2 separate regions of the Homo sapiens genome follow, and region 2 is linked to region 1. The links are chromatin loops, found by intact Hi-C in ENCODE. Cell type or tissue: K562. All regions are shown on one strand. Region 1 overlaps GABRR3 (gamma-aminobutyric acid type A receptor subunit rho3). Region 2 overlaps EPHA6 (EPH receptor A6).

Region 1 (8,000 bases):
ACAGCCACCTTTTTCTGGAAGGAGGTGCTGAGCAAGGTCTCCGGCTGAAGGCTGCTGCAAGTTGCTCACAAAGGAGCTATGCTAAAACAGACATTTCCCCTCCACACCCACAGTATCACTGAGAAGTAGGTGTCACAGGGCAGAAAACAAATCAGGGAGGTCCAGCAACCTGCTCAAGCTCACCGACACAGGGAGAGACAGGGCCTTATTCCCAGTCAGGACACCTAGGGCCAAGAGGCCACTGCCTGCTTTCCTTCGTCCTAGAGAACTGTAGGTAAAAACAGACATCACCTACTTCACAATTTGACCTGGCTTCAGGCATAAATATTGCCATCCCTCAGGCTCTAGAACCCCGGATGGGAATTCTGCCCGGTGCGCTCTCAGCCTGCACCCTGTATTTTCTGCTCATTTTGTCTTTGTAGAACACTGCCTTAATCTGTTTACAATCTTGCGGTCCTTTCGTTTTCTCGCTGTCTTCGTGCAGAGATTGTTCAGCCCCAGTGACCCCAAGGATCACCTAGGTAGCTTGTTCAGGTGCAGATTACTAGGCCCTGCTTCCTAGGGGACTGATTTAGTTGATCTGGGACAGGAGTCCATGAATCTGAGTTTTGATCACCTCCACTCAGGTAATTGGGATTTTCCAGGTCTAAAAACCGTATTCTGAGAAACAATATGAGTTTGTGCATTAAATCCAACTGAGTTTGTCACTTAATGTGCTCCAAAATTTGGTTTACCTTATTTGCTCCACACTTATATAATAAAGAACAAATGTTGACAGCTCTTTGGCTTAATATGAACTGAGAAAATGAGCTTTTATGTATGTATTTCAGAACATGTTATGTTGAGCACAGATGGCTAACCTAAATCAAAATATCCAGAAGCATATGTATCTCAGAAGTTTTTTTTTTCCCTTTGGGGGAACAGCAAACAAGAAACTAGAATGAAGAAAGATGACAGTACCAAAGCGCGGCCTCAGAAATATGAGCAACTTCTCCATATAGAGGACAACGATTTCGCAATGAGACCTGGATTTGGAGGTGAGTATTATCCTCTCAAAATTCATTTCAAAACCCATTGCACTGTCAAAATGGAGGTGAAAATTTAAAACAAGACCAAAATGCAAGTAAAGTCCATCAGTTTAAAACAAAAAAAGAAGGCTTTTACAATCACCTTCTCTTTAATGAGAACAATTGATGAGTTATCCATTTTAAATTGACCAAAAAAACTCATTTTCCTACTATGCACACTGTAGTAAATAGTATGTGTTCCATAAATAGAGAATGGATATATGTTGCCTATACACCAACTTATTTTCTAACTAAAATCCTTAAATTGGATACATGTTATTTATAAAATCTTATTGAATATTCTTATGAGCTAGAATGCCATGCTTTGGGGGAAGAATTAGTATGGCAAATGCCATGGCTTCCTCTGAACGTACTCTGCTGAATTGTCTTTTAAAAACGGTTTATCACTTCTAGCAATTAAGATTGATCAAGTGTTAGAATACCCCTTAATGTACTATCTTATTCCATCCTCACAGTGATCCTATGAAATAGGCACTGTCATGATACTTAATATTGCAATGTGAACACTGGGTCTTAAGAGAGGTTAAGAGATTTGCCCAAGGCCATGAAAACAGAAAGTGGTAGAGCTGAGCTGCGATGGCAGGTAAAGAAGATGAAAATTCATATTACAGGTACATAATTGGAACAAAGACTTTCTTCTCCTTAGACTACTTAATGTACACACAGTTGCATCACTGAGGGTACCAAGTTTTCCAACAATACACAGGATATGGTGAAATCATCAGGTTAAACTCTCTGGCTTACAGCTAAATCCATCCTGATTCTTCTTTCATTGATGGAGCCTTCCACTTCCACAATTCCTGAACTGACAACTTTTGAGAATCCTAGAGATGTGGAGATGAGGGAAGTATGGATGAGGGTGAGAAGAAAGATCCTCTGGCAGTATAACAGATACAGCCTTCTGATGAATAACGAATACCGCAAGTGTTCAGGGCGGGGGATACTCTTCTCATGATGTGGTTATGACCAAGGGAAGCACAATAGGCATGTAGGTACTGCAGAGAACTAATTTGTTAACAGGCAAAACAAAAACGTATGTTAAATATTCTCACGTTGAGGATTGGATTTTTTTAGGGGGTGGTTGTTTGTTTTTTCAATTTCCTGAAATCCATGTGGTTCCTGTTCTTTTTTTTTTTTTTTTTTTTTTTTGAGACGGAGTCTCACTCTGTCACCCAGGCTGGATTGCTGGCATGCAGTGGCGCGATCTCGGCTCACTGCATCCTCCACTTCCCAGATTCAAGTGATTCTCCAGCCTCAGCCTCCCAAGTAGCTGGGATTACAGGCACGTGAAACCAGGCCAAGCTAATTGTTGCATGTTTTAGTAGAGAGAGGGTTTCACCCTGTTGGTCAGGTTGTTCTCAAACTCCTGACTTCAGGTGATCCACCCACCTCGGCCTCCCAGAGTGCTGGGATTACAGGTGTAAGCCACCACACCCGGCCAATTCTAAGGGTCTAACCTTGATTTCATCACATTTGTGACTCAGACTTTGGTGAGCATCAGGATCACCTGGGGGTTCTGAAGGCACAGCTTACTGGGTTCCACCCCCAGAGTCTCTGACCCACTAGATCTGGGTGGGGCCAACCATTTGCGTTTCTAACAAATTCCTAGGTGATGCTGCTGGTCTGAGAATCACAATTTGAGAGCTCCTCGGGAGGCTGAGGCCAGAGAATCGCTGTATTAGGTGATCACTGTATTAGGTGATCAGCATCAGATGAAATCATGGTGAGTTTAATTTTTTGTTTTGCAGAGCATTTTTCACACTTATTGAATCATAATTTAAGATTTCAGAAGCCTTGAGATGAAGCAGGTTTAGAAATATGTCTCTTTTTTTCTTCTGAGACTATTTCTTTATCTTTTTTTACTTTTCTTCACTACTTCTCTTATGTATCTTCCTTACGACCGTTCTCAACTGTGTTTCCCCAGCCAAATTTTCCCAAAGTTTATATAATAGGTTCTACAACTACTACGCAGATATTTTGTACCTTGGTCCCTGTGATTCTATAAAAGATCTTTAAAATATTTCCCCTACCACCATATAACAAGCAGGAATCTTCAGTCGATACATTTGCCTGTCCCTGGGTTTTCGGCCACCAGGGGGCGCCAGTCACACAGGAATGGCTTGAAACTGGCCACTCCGGAGCCACAGTTGGAAGCTCTTTTCAACACGAATTCAAAAACCTGCCCTAATTCATGTCAGGTTAGATTTCTCAGTTAAACTCGCTCCTATCCTAGAGGAAAGGGTTTTTATGGAGATTATTTGAGGCCATGTAAAGGAAGAAAGATTGAGAGAAAAATGACTATCCTTGAATGTAGACCTTGAACCAAGTGCGGTCTAGAGAGGCTTTGACACTCAAAGTGGTCCATGGACCAGCCGCAGAATCACCTGGGAGTTAGAAATGCAGATGCACGGGCCCCAACTCAGGATTCTAAATAAAACTCTGCAGTGATTCCCCTAAACCTTACAGTTTGAGAAGCACTCCTGTAGATGACGGAGAGCCAACTCTCCTCTCTTATCTTAAAACATGTATGCCTTCATTCTCCATCCCTACCTCGTCCTCCCCCCGTCCAGAAAAACATGAAATTGACCTGAAATTTCCACTGTGCTTGATCTGTTAGAGATACATTTAAAGATTTTTTTTAAATGAAAATGCATTTTTTTAAAAATACTTTCTTTCCCGAGGCGACTTCGTAGGGTTGTTAAAAATGCAATTGAAATGTGCTACTTAGTGGCAGGCGGCAAATCATCCCATGATTAAGAAATTTTTCTGACAATCATATACTGGGGTGAAATGGTGTCCAAATGGCTTGTGTGATTAGTCAGTTTGAGCCGAAAAATCTTCATAAATTCAGTCAGAAGTGTCAGTCTGGTAGCTCTGTGAAAGACACCCCTTAACCTTCTCTTGCCTGTCTTGGTCAGAACAGCTTCTTATACCAGTGACCCATTTCTCTGTTCTCATGGCTGCCTTCCTTGGGGAAATCAGACTGCAGAATATAAAAGACAAGCTTTAATTTATCTTCTTTCTTTATGCTTGTCCGCAACACAAACACACGCACATACTTTTTCCCTCTTGAGCTAAATGTTAACTTCAGCACTTCTCTTGCCTTAATGTGTCTTCCTAATTAGCTTTAACATTAAAACCAGCTGCTACTGCAGTGTTTTTTACTTTTATAAAGCATTAGAAGATTAATTGACTCATTATGTGGAAACAGGAGGATATAAATTTAGGGGAGCTTTTTGTTTAACTTGGGTTATAAATTGCAGCTCATTTTCTTTATTTATGTTTTCCCCACCTTTTACGTCTCCCATAACTAAGGGCTTTTTTGTTTTAGTTTTATAGATGATAATTTCTTTGTTTCTTCAAAGTGAAATCATTTCAGTATGCAGATACTGGCTACAGAGTCAAGACAAAAGCTAAAGTTATAAAAGCTGCTTGCACAGTCTTTGCTTGTCAAAGGAGAGGACTATACTGTGAGTCAGAAGGATCTGGCTACTTTCCTATCATTAACTAACTTTGGGTTTCAGGCACGTGTTGTAACCTCTCTGAGTATGCACTCCCTCGTGTCAAGAGGAGCTAAAATCAGCTCTCTCTAGCTAACAAAGCAGCTATAATTAAAAGATTAGATGATATATTATATAATGAACTTTAAATGCATTATACAAATCAGATGTATAACTTTTATTTAGCCCTCATTATTCCAGCCTGCATAAAAACCAAATAGATGCTATATCTTGCCATATACAAAAAGGATTATAAATGTGTGTGCTACTACCTAGTTAGTGATCCTGAGAAATCAACACAATCATCGTAATGGTTAATATTTATTTAATTTTCACTATATTTTAAATGCTTTAGGTACTGAATTAATAAAATTATCTAAAAATTATTATTTACACTGTTACATTTATTACTGATCCAATAGATAGATAACATGTAAGTTGGTTTTAATACATCTGAATGGGGTTAGGCTAAGGACTTGACAAGCTTCCTTTCACATAATCACAGCAACCCAAAAAGTAGGTACCATATATTTAGTTCTGTTTTACAGATTACATGAGGAGTTGAGGTATTTACAGAAGTTTGGTACTAACTCAGGTTTATATGGCTACAAATTCCATGGATTTGAATCCATATGCTTTATTGCCACCTTCTATCTGTGACTCAGCTCCTTTTTTGTAAAAAGAACGATCTTTGGAGCTTTTATCTGGCTCCCAAACTCTGATTCTGCGTTTTGGCTTTACATGCTGCTCACTCTCTACTCTATCCTCAAGAATGCTAGAGCGTAATACAGTTCCTCAAACCCATGAATAAGGTGCAGTGGGACATGGAGCTCAAACCAGGCAGAAATGACGGCCTGGTGCAGTGGCTCACGCCTGTAATCCCAGCACTTTGGGAGGCCGAAGCAGGCGGATCATTTGAGGTCAGGAGTTCGAGACCAGCCTGACCAACATGATGAAACCCAGTCTCTACTAAAAATAAAAAAAAAATTATCCAGGGGTGGTAGTGCATGCCTGTAATCCCAGCTCCTCAGGAGGCTGAGGCCAGAGAATCGCTTGAACCCAGGAGGTGGAGGTTGCCGTGAGCCGAGATTACACCACTGCACTCCAGCCTGAGTGAGACTCCATCTCAAAAAAAAAAAAAAAAAGAAAAAGAAAAAGAAAAAGAAATGAGGCCAGACGGCACCCAAGGGCATACATTTTCCTTGCAAATGGAAGAGCTTATCCCCACCAGAACCAGTATAAATCTGGAGGACGAAAGGAAGAAATCGAAGGTATTTCCAGAAACCCATTCCTAATAGACAAGCTATGTTTTAACCCCGATCTCAGATCAGCCTTCAAACAACCTTTAGGCTCCAGTGCTTGGGCAACAGTGGCATAAATAGGTCCTTGGAGGGTAGTTTTACAAGACTGTCCCCAGGCTTGTAGAGACAGTTGTCAGCAACTAGGATCTATTTATAAATCATGAGGTACTAGCTGCAAGTTGCTCTCTGATTTAAAAAAATAAATAAATGATGAGAAGCACTGTATCTTTTTCTTTTCCTTTTTTTTTTTTTTTTTTGAAGATTGGACTCATTATCTAAATGTGCGTAGGATTGGGAGTAGTGGCTTACATTCCTAAGGGGCAGGTTTATATTTTTGCTTAATTGCAGTAGTGATAACATTTATTATATGCCATTTATTGACTACAAATTAAGTTCAGTAACTGTACTATGTCTAGTCCTCAAATGAGTCTCCAAGGTAAGTATTACTAGACAAATTTTATAAATCAGGTAAACTGAGCTTAGAGACATTACTTACTCTCATTCACATAACAATTGTGGAGCTGGTTTCAAACTCTAGCCTAAGTGACTTTCATGCTAGAACTTCATTTGGGACATTCTGCCGCTCCTCCAAGACCTTTTCAAATTTTTTCTTCCCTTGGAGTTTTGGAATTATTGGGAAGATTTACTCAATCTAAAATACCAGGTAGAGCCATGGCAAAGATATTTTCGTGAATTGTTATTTTGATTATTCTACTAATTCCAAGAAAAAAGGCACACACACGTAAAAAAGCACCAGAGCCAAACCCTATGAAGGAATAATAGTGAGATGTTCCCAAGTTAATGCTTAATCAAAATCACCATTAAACACTATTTAAAAATTGTCATAATTTGGCCAGGTGCAGTGATTCATGCCTGTAATCCCAGCACTTTAGGAGGCCTAGGCGGGCAGATCACCTGAGGTCAGGAGTTTGAGACCAGCCTAGCCAACGTGGTGAACAAAATTAGCTGGGCATGGTGACACATGCCTCTAATCCCAGCTACTCAGGAGGTTGAGGCACAAGAATCACTTGAACCCAGGAGGCAGAGGTTGCAGTGAGCCAAGATCGTGCCACTGCCCTCCAGCCTGGGCGACGGAGTGAAACTCTGTCTCAAAAAAAAAAGTCATAATTAGTGTTATAGGGTATATAGTAATTGATCCAATATGTCAGGAAGAAGATGGTAGTTAAGATGTAACTGAGGTATTCCAGAAGCCTGAAGCAGGAATATATTTGCATGCCATCCCTGTGCCTGGCCACCTGAAACCCTTGAAAGTAAAAAAATGATACCGAGGGCATGGATTTGAGGATCCAAAAAAGGGAATTTGTTAATAAAGTGAAGGTGACATCAGTTAATTCCTGGGGCAGTCACAGAAAAGATACAGGACTGGCAAGACATACCTTGGGTTTCTATAGTATTATGCATTTAAAGGGCTGTCGAATTATAGGCACGCCTGTCCCATGTAGCACATCCAGGCATTACGTAGCCTCAGCCTCATTAAGGAAGCTTTTCAGACTTGACTCCTCTAAATCTTTCTTTGTTTCTTTTATCTTCTTTTCTTTTGTTTTCCTTTCTTTTCTTTTCTTTTTTCTTTTTCTTTTTTTTTTTGAGAGAGAGTCTAGCTCTGTCACCCAGACTGGAGTGCAGGGGCGCCATCTCAGCTCACTGCAGCCCCTGCCTCCTGCATTCAAGCAATTCTCATGCGTCAGTCTTCCGAGTAGCTGGAATTACAAGCACACACCATCACGCCTGGCTAATTTTTGTATTTTTAGTAGAGACGGGGTTTCACCATGTTGGTGAAGCTGGTCTCAAACTCCTGTCCTCAAGTGATCCGTCCACCTCGGCCTGCCAAAGTGCTGGGATAACAGGAGTGAGCCACCACGCCCGGCCTAAATCTTTGAATCTCGATTAAAACAACCAGCTTGGATCCATTTAGGCAGGATTTATATTTTCTCAACCATAATTGAAAACATTTTTTAAAACTCAGGACTATAGAGACAATAAGGTTTAATCGAGAATGGCTTATATGGAAAGAGAACATATAAAAGACTACATATATAAATATATAAATTATTTTAACACATATGTACATAAAATTTCCATCGCAAAACTAA
Region 2 (8,000 bases), 1.2 Mb after region 1:
TTCTAAAAGAATAAAACATATTTGGATCAATTTCTCCTTTGAGGTTTAAATTTGAAGATATAATAGAAGAAGCAATGTGAAAATGTCAACTAAGAATGTGATTAATAAGAAAATTACCATTTCTAAGGAAAAAAAGGAAAGCTAACCCAAGTGTATCTGAAAACATGTGACTGCCTCTATTATTCAATATTTTGATTAACTAGACAAAAATCAAAGCAAAATGCTTTAGAAACCACCCTTTTATTTTAGCTCAGTGTGAAAATGAGAAGTAGACATATATTGTAATATGAAAATGATGCAAAATATATAAAAATATATAAAAAGTCAAGTACAACCATAGCTAAAATGTTGGTCCATGAAAAACTATATTTTGCAAATTACACATCCTTAACAAGCCTTTAAATACAACTATTTCAGTTAACAAAAACCTAATCACCTTGTATATTTTCACCAAGTTCAAAAATGCATAATATTTTAGTAGACTTGTATTCTGTATTAAAAACCAAATTGTTAATATTTGCACAATCCATTTATACTACAGTAGTTTAAAGTTTATTTATGCACAAATACTCATCGAGGTTATCAAATTTAACATAAATGTAACATATATAAACTTACACACAGAAATTTATATTTAAGGAAAATATTTATATGGGAGATATTCTAATGTCACTATGTATAAACACAGTATTAAAGAATAATTACTAATTTAGGAGAGAGGAAGGAGCTTTACATATCATTCCCACTGATTACCAGTTCTAATTGTATTTTAACCTTTTCTATGGGATGTAAGTTATATGTCAAAATTCATAACAAGTAGGGCCCAAAATTCACTGTTCCATCAACTATTAGGAGATCTTAAAAATCTAAAAAAGACAGCAATTTTTCAGATATTTAAACTTACCCCATTTAATGGATATGTTTTCCATCCTAGCTCTCCCAGTACAGTTGTTGTATCAAGCAACACAACTGGAATTAAATAGAAAATAAAAATTCCATGAATTTCTCAACTAATGCAAAAATATATTAAATTATTAAAGTTATAATAAAAATCATTAATGTCAATTACACTTACTATTATTCACTGAATTAAGTTTAATGAGTTATCTTCAGAAATTTACATATTAAATATTAATATAAAATAGTATTAAGTAATGATAAAATGCATAAAGTATTTAGAAATTAAAGTATGTATATTTTTGTTAAACAATGCTAAATGAAATTATTAAACAGAATTAAGTCTTTTTAATAGCAGATGTTTAAAACTGATAAAATAACTACCTTTGCTTTTCCCCCACTTTCATTTACAGTATTTTTAGACCACATTCAGGAAGAAAATCCTGTATTAAAGCAGATTTCTTGATTCTCTTTTTGTGCTATTAAATGTCCTTATATATTATCAGCCAAGTATTAAAAAAACTCATTTTGAAAAATCTTATAATCTTTAAAGCACTGACTACATTATTATTATATACACTAGGTAGTTTACTTATGGCTATAAGATGCGAAACCAAACGTAAAAACCATCTATCTCTTTTCCTGACCAAAAGTAATTCATAATCTTGTCAAAAAAGCAGACATGTAAACACATAACAACATTTTCTGTTAAGTTATAAAAGTGAAGATTATATTAACATCTTAGCAATTAAGTTAAGCTAAAGTTGGGTTGGCAGTTCTGGGAGAACTTCACAAACGGGATCCAATTTGAACTGGTCTAGGATGAGGGGGTTTCAATCAGATATGATAAGATTTTTTTTTATTTTAGAATACTTTCTATAAACTAACTGAAATATGACTAAATCAGTTCTCAGTTGTAGGGGTGGAGACTACTTGGGGAAAGTTAGATGATAGAAACGATTGGGAAAGACAGATGGAGATCAACTAAGGAGGGTTTTTGTAGCGTTTCTGGCAGGTAAATGTGGACAGCTCATGATTCAGCAGATATTTATTTTTAACTACTACCTCCTAGGCCTCCAGATGTCAGTAGGCCATGAACCTCACTCTGAGAAACAATGCTTTGGTACCACATCATTAATTTTGGTTTTTCATCTTGTTAAGGAAGTGAGATTTCTTTTTCCTTTTTTTTTTTTTTTTTTTTTGTTTGTTTTTTAAAGAGACAGGTCTTGCTCTGTTGCCCAGGTTGGAGTTCACTGGCACAATCATACTCACTGAAGCTTTGAACTCCTAGACTCAAGGCGATCCCCCTGCCTCAGCCTTCTGAGTAGCTGGGACTACAGGCACGCACCACTGTGCCCAGCTAATTTTTTCATTTATTGTAGAGACAAGGTCTTACTATGCTATGCAGACAGGTCTTGAACTCCTGGCCTCAAGTGACCCTCCCACCTTGACCTCCCAAAGTGCTGGGATTACAGGTGTGAGCCAAGGCACCTGGCTGGGGGTTTCTCATCTATAATTTTTTAAAATGCAATTGTGAGTATGTTATTTGGCACCTGCTGTTTGGTGTCTACTCTAAAGATTCTGAGGTTTTACTTAGGTGAACCACTGTGATAAATTTTATTGATACATTTTTCAGATATGAAAGTATCCTTAAATTCCTGGGTTAAACTCTACTTACTCATTGCAGAATATTCCTTTAGTATTGTTAAAATCTATTCACTAAACATACATTTGTAAAACTAAGTCATAAATTTTAATCAATTTTTATTGTGAGAAATTTTCAAATACTTTTTGAAGTAGTAAAAAACAGTACAATGAACCCTCACATACTCATCACTCAGGTTCAATAATTACCAATTAATGTCCAATCTTGTTTCTTGTATACATTTTTACCTACTTCCCCACTATAAGATTTCATTTGAAGTAAATTTCAGGAATCTTATCATTTCACCTGTATAAAAATTCAACATGTATTTCCAAAATACTCTTTTAATATACTTACAATATCTTAATTCATTAATATAAAAATTCCTTAATGCAATGACATATCCAGACAGTGTTCAATATTCTTTATTGTCTCATTTGAAAAGAAGCCGAGATTCAAATAAATGCTAATAAGTTAGTTGGCATTCCTGTTTAAGTGTTTTTTTTAAATCTATAAGTTTCCCCATGTCTTATCAGTTAGATTTATTAAAATTTGTTTGACTCACAACAAATCCACCCTCTTTAAATGTACATTTTTGTAAATCATGACAAACTCCTACATCCATGGAACCATGGCTACAATCAAGCTAGAGAATACGTCCATTACCCTCCCAAAATTTCTTGTGGCCCTTTATAAGAAATCCCTTTCCTACCCCATCCTCTGGTAACCACTAATCTGATTTCTTTCCCTGTAGCTTTGTCTTTTCCAGAGTGTCAAATAAATGAAATCATATAGCATGTAGCCTTTTGAGCCTGGTTTCCTTACTTCACATATGCATTTGAGATCCATCTATGTCACTGCATGTTTCAACTGTTCCTTTTTGTTGCTGAAACCTATTCCACTGTATGGAATTCCCTAGTTGATGGACATCTGGGCTATTTCCAGTTAAGAACATTATACATAGGCCACCCTAAGCTTTCCTATACAGATTTTTTATATGAACCTATGCTTTTATTTCTCCAGGGTTAATAACAAGGAGTAAGATTAGTGGGTTATACAGAAAATGTTTGTTTTTTAAATAAACTATCCATCTGGATTCCAAAACTGACTGCTGTGAAATTTTAGATTCACAATAGGGAAATGTATGGTTTTCCCATTCCTGTACAAACCAGGACTTGGTTTTGTCCAGTTTTTTAAAGTCATTCTATCAGGTGTGCAACAGTAACTCATTATTGTTTTAATATGTACTTCACTTAATGGAGAGAAACATCAGTATTTCTTATGGTGATTTTTAAATGTTCATAAGTTTTATTCTAATTTTCTCATCAAAGATTTCTGCAGAAAATTCACTGGTACAACCTACAAATCACAACATTCAAATCAAGGCTTTCATTAGAGCTAAGTGTCTAAAATCTCTAATGCGTATTGAAATCTATCAACAGCTATTTCCTTTTTATAAGTTTTATATAGGAATTATGACCAATAAGTTAATTCATTAATTCATTTAATTATTGTTTCTAAAACATATTAAGCCTGCTTTGTTCTCAGTATTCATAGTTGTAAACTGTGAAGTATATTCACTTCAAAACAAGTAAAAAAGGAAAATATGTATGTACCTATTATAGTGCAAATGCTTAGAAAACATTTTTTGTTGTTTCTTAGTATCTTCCAGAAACAAGATTGACCTAACTGCTTTATTTGATTAAATTGCAATGATACCTCTTAAAAATTCTTTAAAAAAATAAGATTCCAAATTTGCATTTCAGACAGGTGAATTATATTTCAATATTAAAATAAAATTTAGAATTTTAGAGATATGTAGTAAATATTTTAATTTTATCATTTGTTTCACATACAAAACCCCCACAAATTCAGGTTTTTCAGGCACACTAATTACGTTGAACACAGCAAGGTGAGAGCTCCTCCTGCTGGCTCCAAACAAAAGTTACCTAGTCCCTACCAGACAGCAAAAACACTGTAAACTCAGTAGGAAGAAAAAAAATTACATCAGCATTAACATCAGTAAAAAAGCCAATACTTTTCCATTTTTAATATAATAGCAATGTTTAAATAGGAAGATTAACACCTATTATTTATGTAAAGAGTACAAATGAAAATACAATTATTTATTCATAGCATAAATTGAGAAATTGAATAAAACAAAAAAAATAGCCTGGGGGCAATAAAATAAAGTTCTAAAAATACACATTTTGTTTTGTAAGCAACATAATGCATAGAATGTGTCTGTGTAACTGCATACAATTTTCCTATTAACTTTTAGAAAAAAATTTTCAGCATATTATATTTCTTTCTGAACATGTCTTTTAGTGTATTAGAGTTGCCTTTATTCATGCTTTTGGAAATTATAAGAAAATTTCATAATGTTTTAAAAGACAATATCAAATGATAAACACAAATTTAATAGTACTGGATTAAATCTGAAAGTTATGATTACCTAAGAATAAAAAGCTAAATATTAACTTCTTGCCTTTAAATATTTTATCAAGTCTTTATCTACATCATTTCAGTAAATCTAAAAGGTATTAGTTTAAAAACAATTAGCATATTGATTTATAGTATATAATAGAAGATCATCTTTATTCAGATAGCACAGTAAGAAAAGGATGAGATTTTATTCATATATCACTTTGAAAAATTACACAAGGAAGAGATAAATCAAGCCACTAAGAAAGTAGCTATTCTTTTAGGATAATTTTGTTGTAAAAATTTAAGTCAATGTCATGTAAATTGAGTCCAAAGATTTATCAATATGTTTTAAAGTTCAGACAATCATAAATACATGTTTGAGAACTTTCTCTAACAAACCTTATGAAAAAAAAGTAAGGGGTTTCTTCCTAGAATCATTCAATTTAGAAGCTTTAAGGCCCAGCTTAAGGTTCTGAGTTACTAAGTAAAGTTACTAAGTCACTCAGTAACAGCACATCAGTAGAGGTTTATGATGGTTCTATGTTCCACTAACTGTAACACTCTACTACCTCCAATAGCTCTTAAAAAACACCAATAAACAAAGACAATACTTCTAACATCATGACCAGATACAATCAGAGAATACTTCGAATTATAGATATATAAACAAACATGTATCTTTATACGTTACATTTTAGAAGCAGTCCATTTAAATATAATACTGTTTAAATGCTTTAAACTGACATTTAGATTATCAAATTAATCCAGTTTTAACATCACTGTATATTTCTGAAAGGTAAGAACCAAAAATTTTTACTTTCAGATATATATAATATGGGTAACTACCCTCACACGGAGTTGCAACCATATTTAATTCTGAAAAAAATCTAACATAGATTGCTTTAAATCAACACTGAATTATGTTGACTCCTGGTATGGTCCTCTCTGTACTTGGAATATTTTAAGATAAAATCTTCTAAAGAGGATCATACTTTCTTAAAAACAACAAAGCTACTTTTATCTAGAACCTGAGATCAATTATTTGTTTAGTAGGTGTACTTACAGCATTTTGTTTTGTTGTGGTGGTTATTCTTATTTTTTGTGGTTTTTGCTTGTTTCCATGTTTTTAACATAGAGGGTGTTCATTATTTTAATTTTATCTATCCCTTCAGTTACATCTGAGATTGGAAATTCTATTTGTAAGTATAAGGTAATATGAACATAGTGATGTTAGCTTTTTCTAATTAGAGAATAAAATCAAGTCTAGAACTTTTGAAATTACACCTTTCAGTTTTCTACTCTGCTAGAGAGTATCTTTTTCAGAAAACATTCAAATATCTCTGTCCCTTCTTAAAAATAGATGATTCCCTTAGTTACTAAAATAAGGTATAAAAATAAAAAATTACTTTTCTTCACTGTTATCTTAAATAGAAAAAAAAGGGCAAAACACTCAAGCTATATAATTTTCTACCTAACTAAATTACTTTCAGGATAAATCAAGTGAAGCAGTTTGCTATTACTTAGAAAGCAAGTTATACTCTAGAGCAAGAACTATCACTGAAAACCTTATCCAAATAATGAATGGTTAATAGTTGATTAAAATATTACTAGAAATGTTCATCTTGACTTTCATACCTTCTTATTTCACTCATTCCAAGAACCTCCAGATCCTTATCCTGACTGACAGAGCTATATTTGCTTCAGCCTTATAATCATTCCTAAAACCTGCTATTACCAGCACTTACCACAGAGACCAAAGGATAACTCGGGTGTGGATGTGATCTATCACAAGGTCACCAAACTACAGGTTCCCTCCTGGGCTCCTGAGCAAGGTCATTGATATTTATTAATGAGTTACCTCAAAAGTTGTGCTTTCCTATAAAATTGTTCTGTTATCTGTGTGGTTAAAAATGAGTAAAAGAAAATTTGGCATGTCCCTAATTAATAGCAATTAGATGCTTCCTCTATTTTGACATCTTCAGCACTTCGTAAGCAAATTCAGTTGAGACCTATATTATTTACATTTGTCTCAATTACTCAGGGATTAAATAGGTAGAAAAGACTATTTGGCTATAGTCTTAGATTTTCTAGTCTTATATTTAATAAATGTTGCGAGTCTCTCATCTCTCACAAAGAAGTGCCCCATTTAGCTCAAACCATTGAACATGTTCCCCATTGCTTACACAGCATCAAACATGTGTCTTGCCTTTCTAGTTCTAACCTTTCTTATGTTCCCACTAGTCTTTTATGGGCTTTGGACATTTTCCAATTTTTTGAAGAATATTATGAAACTTAAGGTCTGAAATACACTTAAATCATTGGTTTAATGGTCCTGATAAAAGAGATTATAACTACTTACTTGTAAGTTATATCTACAATATAATGGCCATCTCAATCCAAAACCATTTCTATATAATGGAAGAAAGGTCTAAAAGAAACTACTGAAACCGTTACTTTAAAAAAAAATAACAGTGGCTTTATATTGGAAAGGAAAAAAATAACTTTGAGTCTGTGAAAAAAATTATGAGAATGAAAGTTTAGTCTTTTTTCTTGAAGATGGGAAAATTTTTCTTCCTGCAGTTTTGTTTGTTCCCTCCATTACATTTACATGGACATAATGAAAATAGATGTTAACTTCCCTAACTAGGACCTAAGCAGTCAAGAAATGTTACCTGATTTTACATCATACATTTTGATGTTATTTCAACAAACATTTCTTAAGTCTCTGTTATATTTAAACTCTATATATTGGACGCTATAGGATATAGAAAGTCTGTAAGTTACAATGCCTACCTTCAAGGTATACCAGTTTTCTACTTTAACTTTCACTACTAGGATTTTTGTGTCAACTCACATGCCATAGTTTATAGCATATATAGCAGAACAGATTAAAATGCCCTCATTTAGAAGGTGCAGACAAAAAATGACTGCAGCTATTTAGTAGACTGTGTAGTTTAAATTGCTCTTCTAAAAGGGCAGACATCCCATATCACATCTTCAAAATCACCATCAAAATTGTCAGTAATTGTAC

The links. A loop is a pair of places that touch in the nucleus more often than their neighbours do. Peaks named below come from ENCODE experiments on the same cell type or tissue, not always from the same donor. Only the 100,000 strongest peaks of a DNase experiment are listed, where the experiment ranks them.
Region 2: it touches region 1 in a loop (7-fold over the local background); 14 of 110 quality-filtered maps call a loop at or near these places.

The regions. Positions count from the first base shown.
Region 1 is chr3:98,018,604-98,026,603 of GRCh38, reverse strand. It overlaps GABRR3 (gamma-aminobutyric acid type A receptor subunit rho3), which reads left to right. Exons shown (of 10, transcript NM_001105580.3): 3 at 925-1,037. Among named protein-coding and RNA genes, the nearest start is that of GABRR3, 13 kb to the left of the region's middle. RefSeq lists an enhancer at 3,234-3,283. In K562, a CTCF peak has its summit at 3,187 (motif pointing right); a DNase peak (open chromatin) is centred at 3,183.
Region 2 is chr3:96,859,794-96,867,793 of GRCh38, reverse strand. EPHA6 (EPH receptor A6) reads right to left here. Exons shown (of 18, transcript NM_001080448.3): 2 at 905-969. Among named protein-coding and RNA genes, the nearest start is that of EPHA6, 49 kb to the right of the region's middle. In K562, a CTCF peak has its summit at 4,466 (motif pointing left); no DNase peak of the experiment used is centred here.